Regions from separate parts of the Homo sapiens genome. Here regions 1 and 3 are each linked to region 2. Evidence: chromatin contacts called from ENCODE Hi-C or POLR2A ChIA-PET data. All regions are on one chromosome and are shown on one strand. Each heading gives the region's core, a stretch centred on a gene start or an enhancer-like site at or near the end of the contact. The rest is flanking DNA. Distances are from core to core; before and after follow the strand shown. Region 1 overlaps WWC2 (WW and C2 domain containing 2). Region 2 overlaps WWC2 (WW and C2 domain containing 2). Region 3 holds the start of WWC2-AS1 (WWC2 antisense RNA 1).

Region 1 (2,753 bases), core at 148-2,647, 35 kb before region 2:
CCCTGCATTATGTGATTTGGTGTGCGCATATATATATATATATATATATATATATATATATACATATATATATTATATATACATATATATATATATATACATATATATATTATATATACATATATATATTATATATACATATATATATTATATATACATATATATTATATATAATATATATATTTTTATATATATTTTTAATATATATATTTTAAGTAGTGGCACAGAAAGAAGAGATTAGGAGTTGATCTTCAAAAGGCAGAGAAAATTAGAACTAAGGAATTCCTACCTTTTTTAAAAAAGCTAAAAATAATTTTGGGAAGCTCTTTAGACAGTTCACACTGTTGGAGAAAAACCCTGTGATATGAATGGCTTTGAAACCAGCAGCAGAGAAGTAGGTCCTTTCCTGTGGGTATGGGTCCTGGAATGGATTGGGTTTAGGCCCACTTGGCTCACCTGTTAGGAGGATGCTCCTTGGAGCCAGGCCTTGTGGGTATTCTTGGGCAGCGCTTGACTTCTGAGGACATGGGCACATGTTTTCAAGAGACCAGGCAAATTATAGTTGTCTGGGTACCAATTCCATGTGGCAGCCTCCAGTTAAGTGACATCCACATTCTGGTTACCATAAGGATTTTTAATGACCAATGGTATACTGTAGAAAAGGCACATTTTAGGCATTTAGTAAACTAGAGGTATTGATAACTAATAATAACTAATAGTAATAAGTACTGCTGCAGAGGTACTAATAACTAATAGTAAATGTTAGACTCATTTAAGAGCTGGATTAACAATCATTACCTCTAGCATAACACAAACATTCCTGGGTCTGTGCATTTCACATTCCATTTGTTTCAGAGTCTTGTATTTACTGGGTAAATGCCCATGGGAATTCAAATCATGGTTGGGCAAAGTTGGTTTGAGGGTAGGACAGGGAGTACGGGATTAGAGAGGGTAGAAGAGGTACAAGGGCCTCTTCTGACTTGGAGTGTCAGGGACACATTCATGTCAGGGCTTTGGAAGGGCCTCTTGACTGGGGTTTGGTGTGTGGAGAGTGGAAAGCTGAGTTGGGAAGCCTTCTTCTTTCCTCCTAAATTCCACCCTGATAACAACAGAAAAGCATCTTTGGCCTCTATGACATTAAAATATTTGAGCATTAAGGGTCAGGTGCTAGGCTTGAGAAGCTGTTTAAGCCAGGCTAAATACAACTTTAGTGGAGATGTGCTGAGGAATAGGTACACTGTTTCTTTTAGTAACTAATGTTTAATTTTTAGAGAACACAGCAGGCCTTTTGAAGGCAGTTTAAGGAATGGGTGTGGAAGGGGGTGTGGGGGAAGGAAATCTCAGCAGAATGCTTTTAGATATTTCCTGTTACATAAATGCTACATACTTCTCATGCCTTCAGACTCATAGCAAATAGGACTGAAGCCCGTTGAGGCTTACATTTAATTACTGTTACAAAGAATGTAGAAACTATATAGGTAATCAAAGAACCTTAAAAACTGGCACCAAATGCAACTTTTTCTTTTTCATCCAAATCTTACATTGTGGAATTTGAATGTGGTGTGATGAAATACACTTGGACAAAAAATAAGTGTTTGATTTTTAAAAAATGCTTTTGTTTAATTCATAAGACTTTCTGTCATAGTAAAAGAGTCTGTCTTCAGGTAGACATTCCAGATGACAAAGTGTCTCATTTATGGAGTCCCCAGAGTAGTAACTTGATACATTTATGTAGCAGTGTTTTAATGTGTGCTTGTGATGAAGAGTGCCACACTGATATCATACTGTTAGTATCTACCTGTAATGTAATAAATTGAGATCTTGTGTTAGTAATGAGAACATACAAGTTAAAGCTTTCTACTTCTAATTTTGTCCTACATTCTTTTTTTCTCTCATTTATGTTACTCCCTCCCCCAGATATAGCCAGGTTTATCTGTACTAGTGGCTAAAAGACACAGATACTGAAAGCTTTTTTTTTTCTTCCTTGATTTCAGGGAAATTGATAGAATTGGGTAAGGCATTTGGGGTATTTGTCTGCTGTAGCCCGTGGCATTCAGGGATGAGAATAGCCATCAAACTTGTAAATATTTTCTTTATATAAATGTCATGTCTGTCAAGTTCATTGCAGTGCTCCTGTGTCGGCAGAATGTCTCGATTTCAGAACTGGCTATCCCTTGGCTGCTCATTCTGGACAGTGCTCTTCACTTTTGTGAGCCATAGTGTTTTGTAAGGTGGAGCCTCATTAAATCTATCTCACAGGATATTTTTTGCCTATAAAGGAGTTGGAATACATGAGTGAAGCAGGCCTGAGTTCGTGTATATTTGAAACATGCTTCAGCAGGGCCATGAGAAGTCTTGTTTCAGTTGGTGAACAATCTCAAGTCATTTACTCACTTGTTTTTGAAATTAATTCAACCAATATTTGTTGAATATGTATAATGTGTGTTATTCTGTGTACTCTGAAGTATACAAAGATCAGTGATTACAGCCCTGGACCCTCAGGTGTCTAGAATATATAACTAGAAGGTAGTCAATATCATAAGAAAGGTAAGATCAAATACTTTGGGATCCAGGGTAGTCAAAACCTTATTGGATAAAAAGGTAATCTCTCAGCTCTGTGTCCTGAGAGCTGAAGCTCTCCTAAGTTGAAACAATGCTCTTCTTGAACTATCTCCTCACAAATTGGAAGCACAGAGTTCTGTAGGTCTTGCACCAGAGCTTAGACATGTAGTTAATACCAAGGCACCATGTGG
Region 2 (2,700 bases), core at 111-2,610:
AAAGCCCTCTTTAATTAAGCCTGTTCCACGGAACTGTACTCTTTTCAGCCAGAAGAAACGCATTTGTCTCTAAACTGCCATGGTACTAGCCACTCATACACTAGCCATGCACATAGCCATTCTCCGCTCAAGGCATTAATTGTGTTCTGCGTACATCTATGTCACTATTTCTTCTACATTTTGTAAGTTTCTTGGAAGGAGGGATCATGCCCGATTATCTTATTTTTCCAAACCCTGTAGTAGATGGCCAATAATTGTCTGTAGAAATTAACGAACAAATAATAAATGAATATAGCAGATACTTTATAAAAAGGAAGATAAGGAAAGTTACTTATATTCATTTGATTTATTCTTCCTAAGCACAGTAGGAAGAACAGAAATATGCATTATAGACAAAAAAAATCTTCTTTGAAGAATCTAATGTTATCTTCCATGATAAGCTCTTGTAATTCACATGTGTTCTCTACCTATAAAGTTTCACATCTATAAAACTGATGGAATGTGAATTCCCTTGAGGTACAGGGCATTTTGACAGTATTATATATTGCTTCTTTAATATAGTAGAAAACAGCAAATTATATTATAATGCCATGAGCTCCCAAGGCCACTGGGTCTTAATAAAAAATACCACATTTGTGTAATATACTTGAGTATTTACATTTAAAAAATAATCTTCACAAATCTATTCTGCAAATACAACGATGGAGATGAAGCACCATCCTGCTTTATGAAGCCTTCTAAGGTGGCTTTGGGAACCCTCTTTTGTAGTTCATATTTGAATTGTGCAGTATTTCAGAAATGAGAATGCTTCCCACTGACTCTCTTGTAATATGCGGTGTTTAAACCAGTCTACTGGAGTGTTTTTCCTGACCTATCCAAGACAAATGCTGATAGTTTATTATCATCATCATTATTGCCCTTTATTCATTTAAGTGTCAGTCAGTGTTTCGTGGCATTTTAGCCAGTGACAAGTATTTTATTGAAATATACCGTGTCCCCAAGATGGAGGGAAATATGATTGGCTGAAACCTCAAAAGATTGAGAGAGAACTGAGAGTACATATCTTATAATTATTATAACTTAAGAACATTTCAGATTTTTAACATACATTTTTAATTTTTATTATCTCTTTATTAGTTTATTAATTATATATCTCATTGTCACAAATTGTTCCAAAACTTAGTGGTTTAAAATAATATTTATTATCTCATGGTTTCTGTGGGCCATGAATCTAGGCAAGACTTAGCTGGATACTCTGGCTCAAGGTCTCTGTGGTAGTTTGCAATCAAGGTGTCAGCCAGGCTGCAGTCATCTCAAGGCTGACTGGAGAAAGATTTGCTTCCAAGCCACTCGTACGGTTGTTGGCAGGATTCACTTCCTTGCTGGCTGCTGGCCACAGGCCTCCCTCATTCCATGCCACGTGGGCCTCTCCACAGGACAGCTCACAACGGGGCAGCTTGCTTTGTTAGAGCCAAAAAGCCAAGAAGAATCAGGGAGAGAGAGAGTGAGCAGGACAACAGCACAGTCTTTTGTAACCTAATCTCAGAAGTAATATCTTGTCACTTATTCTATGTTCTGTTCATTAGAAGCAAGCCATCAGATCTAGCGCATACTCAAGAGGCATAAATTACTAGGAGATGAGGATTATTGGGAGTCATCTACAGTTCTGAAAACTTTTGAAGACCACACATTTATGTTCGTTAGAGGATGAATTCTGTACTTTGAGGCAGGTTGCACTCACATATATAAATATTGGAAATAGATATAGGTATTAAATATTAGGATATTCAGAGACCTGAGTTATAATGAATATTTGAACCTGAGAAGTTTGGACTCTTATTGACTGATCTCTGCCCATCTCCCACATTCTCCAGATGGCTGGGCTGCCTTGTGGTGGTGATGTCCTTGAAGATTCTTGGCTGGAGGGTCTGTCCATCCTGTACATCTCTTGTTTAGACATCAGCTCTAGCATACAGTTTGTTTGTTTTTTTTCACAGTTAGGTGAGATATACATCTTCTGCATATTTAAATATTTACATCTTTAAAATTAGTGTTTAAAATACTACTTTAGAGAAAGCTCAACTTTAGCCAGTGAGTGTGAGGCAAGAGCTCTAGGTCTAAAGCAGTGGTTGCACTGTGCCCGTCCGACTCAGGCCATTTTGTTGATCACCCAGGGCTTCTCTTGGCCTCAAAAGGACCCAGCCTTCACAGCCTGAATCACTTTAGCTTAGAGTCATCCCTTATCCCTAGAGGCCAGGTTAAACACCCACAGAACCAGTCTGGTCTCTGGAAATTCCTGTGGGCCAAGTCAGATGCCCTCTGACTTATTAACGAACAAATAACAAATAAATATAGCAGATTATTCTCTAGGTTTTGACTTGCTGTAGCTCTTGGGGCCAACCAGAAATACTTCGTTGGGCTGCATTAAGATTGAGATTACCAGGCAAAGCTTTTTGAAGACAGTATATGCCCCTGGGCATTCCAGAAAATTGATAGTATTTCTATTCTAATCTATCAGGAACAGGTTCTTACGTTCATATAGTGGCCAGCCCCATGGCCCATCTTGTTTTGATTATACCCAGGATTTAATTTATAGAGGTGACTGAGTGATGATGGGAAGAGGTCAGTGCCATTGAAAGAAGTTTTATTATAGTTCTCAAGGGAAGGGGGCATACTACACCATTCTGGGCCACATAGTGG
Region 3 (2,707 bases), core at 103-2,602, 40 kb after region 2:
CCAGCCTGGTCGACAGAGCAAGACTCTGTCTCAAAAAAAAAACAAACAAACAACAGAAAAAAACTTAAGGCTCTAACTTAATATATGGAAGTAAGTTTCTAACCCTTGTGAGAAGACCTTTATTAGTTTGTGACTAAACCAGGCGTGTGCTGCTTTTCTGATCTGTCCAATTTTAGAATTGTTATTACCAAAGTATATATTTGACAACAGGAAAAATATATTTTATCAGTTTGACAACAAATATTTATTGATCATCTGCTGTTTGCTTGGCATGGTTGTAGATGCTTGGGATACAGCTGGTGGGTTGCAGCTTACTTTCCCACGGAGGACAGACAGTGTACACGGAGAATTTCAGCTCCTGAAAAATACTCTGGTCTAAATAAAACAGAGCCGTGGCAGGGGCAGGGGGGCTAGAGAAGTCCTATTTGAAAAGATAACATTTCAGCTAGCATTGGAGGGACAGGGAGTCAACTGCGGGAGATCTGGGGAGAGCTTTCCAGGCAGAAGGAACTGCCAGGACATCTGAGGAACGGAGGGGTGGGCAGTGGCCCTTGGCACAGTGAATGAAGGAAAAACACACACTTTTATAGAGATGCCATGACTTGGAGTTCTTATTCTGCCCATTTTGGTTGGAGACAATGATGATGTCCAGCTCATAAGAATGTTGCTAAGTAAGGTAATGAAGGTAAATAGTAGTAATAATACACATCACTGATAGTTTTAAACATCATTAATATGCCTTCCACAGAATTTATGTGAAGGAGAAACTGATAAAGTAAATGTTACTTTAACTCATGGCTTTGTTTATGTGTTTGTTTACTAATTTATTATCTTTTAAAACTGTAGACTGTGTTGCTAATTATCTGCAAACATTAATGTTTATGTTGATTTCTCTTTAAAGGTTAAAAAGCTAAAGAGAGAGCTCTCACAGATGAAGCAGGAACTGCTCTATAAAGAACAAGGCTTTGAAACATTGCAGCAGTGAGTATGAAAAGACTGAATCAACTTTAGAATAAGCTCCCTAACTAGTATGAATACAAAGAAAATAGAAGTACAGATTACATAAGCGATTTCTTAAAGAAACGTAAAGTAAAAAAGTTCAGAGCTCTACACCAAAAGAAAATAAAGCAATCAACCAACAGATAAAAAAACTTGGGAAAGATCTATGCACTTGAAAAGATCCAAAGTTTTTATTAATCATTGGAGATCCAAAGAAACCAAAGTGAAAAGCCTTTGTCTTACCTTTATCTCCTGGACCCTTGCTGGCCTCCTCTGAGATTGTGGTACAGAGCTAAGAGACTAGGCACAAGAAATTCCTCTCCACATTCGGCTGGGCTGGCTGTACTTGACCCCTGTGTGAGCCTGCAGCTGCCCTGGGCCCTTGGGTGGAGGCGTGTCTGTCTCTCTCTCTCTCTCTGCCAGCCCCAGGGATGACCTAGAGTCTAACCCTGACAGATGGCAGGGGAGCAAGAGCAAGTTAGGATTATTAGCAAAGGAGCGGGAGTGCGCTCCTCACTTCCTGGTTCCTCTACCTTTCCCGTTTGCTACTGAAGTTGGCTGGGCCGTTAGCAGAGCCCTAAGCTGGGCCAGGTAAAGTGGAAATGGAGGTGACAGAGGGTCACAGGATGAGGATATCCCTTCCGCATTCCCGGCCCCTGAAAGCCACTGTTCTCCCTGCTGCTGAGGCCCAGCCTATCCAAACCGTGACAGGCACACCTGAGACTTTCTAATCCTGCAGTCTCCACTCCACAGGGCCTCTCATGGGAGAGAAGCAGTCCATGGTTTTCACAGCCACATGACCACGGAGAGGAGTTAAAACTTCCCTCCTGCTTGGTGCCTCCAAGTGCGGTGCAGTATTTTTAGGGATGTCCCTGGTCAGTTTTGTGTTCAGGCAGGTTTCGTGTTCTTCCCGGCATCTCCCGTGGTAGCACCTCAGGAATGCCAAGCTGGTCTCAGGCGCCACCTCTGTGGAAAGTACCCAGCTGTGTTCCTTTTCCCTGTGGAATCTTACTTTACCTTCTGCTCTTATTTGGGATGCTCCAAGCAGCAAGCCCCTTTAAAGATCCTGTGTGTCACTGGCCAGATAAACAAACTGGTTGTTCTTGTTTGGGTGATTAGTCATATCTTGGGATACGCAGGCACTGCTCTTGACCACCAGTCAGACGCATGACTTTAATTTCACACGTGCTGTTATCATCCAGACTCCTTTTTTCCTGCTTACCGCATAGAATCATGACCCTGATACTCCTTCAGATGCTCCCATCCTAGTGGTTCTCAAACCTGACTGCATATTAGAATAATCTGGAGAGTGCTTAGAAAAATAATGTTTCTAGTCTCTATGCCAGGTATATTTTATGAGATCCCAAGTGCTTCTCAAGTCCAGCCCTGTTGTAAGAACCTCAGCTGGTTGCAGAGCTCCCCGATAAACCAGGCAGAACTAGAATGACATAAATGCATTATTTAGTAATTGTTTATCAGCATAAAGCAGGGCTTCGTGGTGGGGGTGGGGAGAGAAAACAGAGTTTGAAGAGTGCCGTAACGTGTTTAGCCATATGTTCCACATTTTTAAGGCACATGAAATTATAACTCGCGTCACCATTTGGGATTAAAGGTTAGCCAAACTTGCTGTCTTTGTTATATTGATGTAACAATGCTGTATTGTTTCAAAGCAGTTTGCTTGCAAGCAATTTTTATAGGAATCTAAGGC

Evidence for each region. A loop is a pair of places that touch in the nucleus more often than their neighbours do. ChIA-PET counts read pairs that join two places held with the same protein, here RNA polymerase II (POLR2A). Pooled maps may share reads with other maps.
Region 1: a loop to region 2 is called in a map of IMR-90, with 6 times the contacts of the local background. The contact joins two enhancer-like sites. A Hi-C loop is called at or near these places in 2 of 168 maps with a recorded cell type or tissue (HepG2 and IMR-90). POLR2A ChIA-PET finds 5 or more read pairs at or near these places in 5 of 52 experiments (CD4-positive, alpha-beta T cell, H1, T-cell and 2 more).
Region 3: a loop to region 2 is called in a map of PC-9, with 5 times the contacts of the local background. The contact joins the promoter of WWC2-AS1 here to the enhancer-like site in region 2. A Hi-C loop is called at or near these places in 4 of 168 maps with a recorded cell type or tissue (Calu3, PC-3, PC-9 and 1 more) and 1 of 50 pooled maps. POLR2A ChIA-PET finds 5 or more read pairs at or near these places in 6 of 52 experiments (A673, OCI-LY7, PC-3 and 2 more).

Annotation. Positions count from the first base shown.
Region 1 is chr4:183,164,239-183,166,991 of GRCh38, forward strand. All of the region lies in intron 1 of WWC2 (WW and C2 domain containing 2), which reads left to right. Among named protein-coding and RNA genes, the nearest start is that of WWC2, 66 kb to the left of the region's middle. Within about 2 kb of position 1,398, at least 3 of the 41 ENCODE cell types and tissues checked have a DNase peak (open chromatin) inside an H3K27ac peak, as active enhancers do.
Region 2 is chr4:183,199,296-183,201,995 of GRCh38, forward strand. The region is part of intron 2 of WWC2 (WW and C2 domain containing 2); the gene reads left to right. Among named protein-coding and RNA genes, the nearest start is that of WWC2-AS1, 40 kb to the right of the region's middle. Within about 2 kb of position 1,361, at least 5 of the 41 ENCODE cell types and tissues checked have a DNase peak (open chromatin) inside an H3K27ac peak, as active enhancers do; they include PC-3, PC-9 and endothelial cell of umbilical vein, where a contact is called at or near this core.
Region 3 is chr4:183,239,282-183,241,988 of GRCh38, forward strand. It overlaps WWC2-AS1 (WWC2 antisense RNA 1), which reads right to left and starts at 1,353. Exons shown (of 2, transcript NR_126473.1): 1 at 1,243-1,353. WWC2 (WW and C2 domain containing 2) reads left to right here. Exons shown (of 23, transcript NM_024949.6): 5 at 902-981.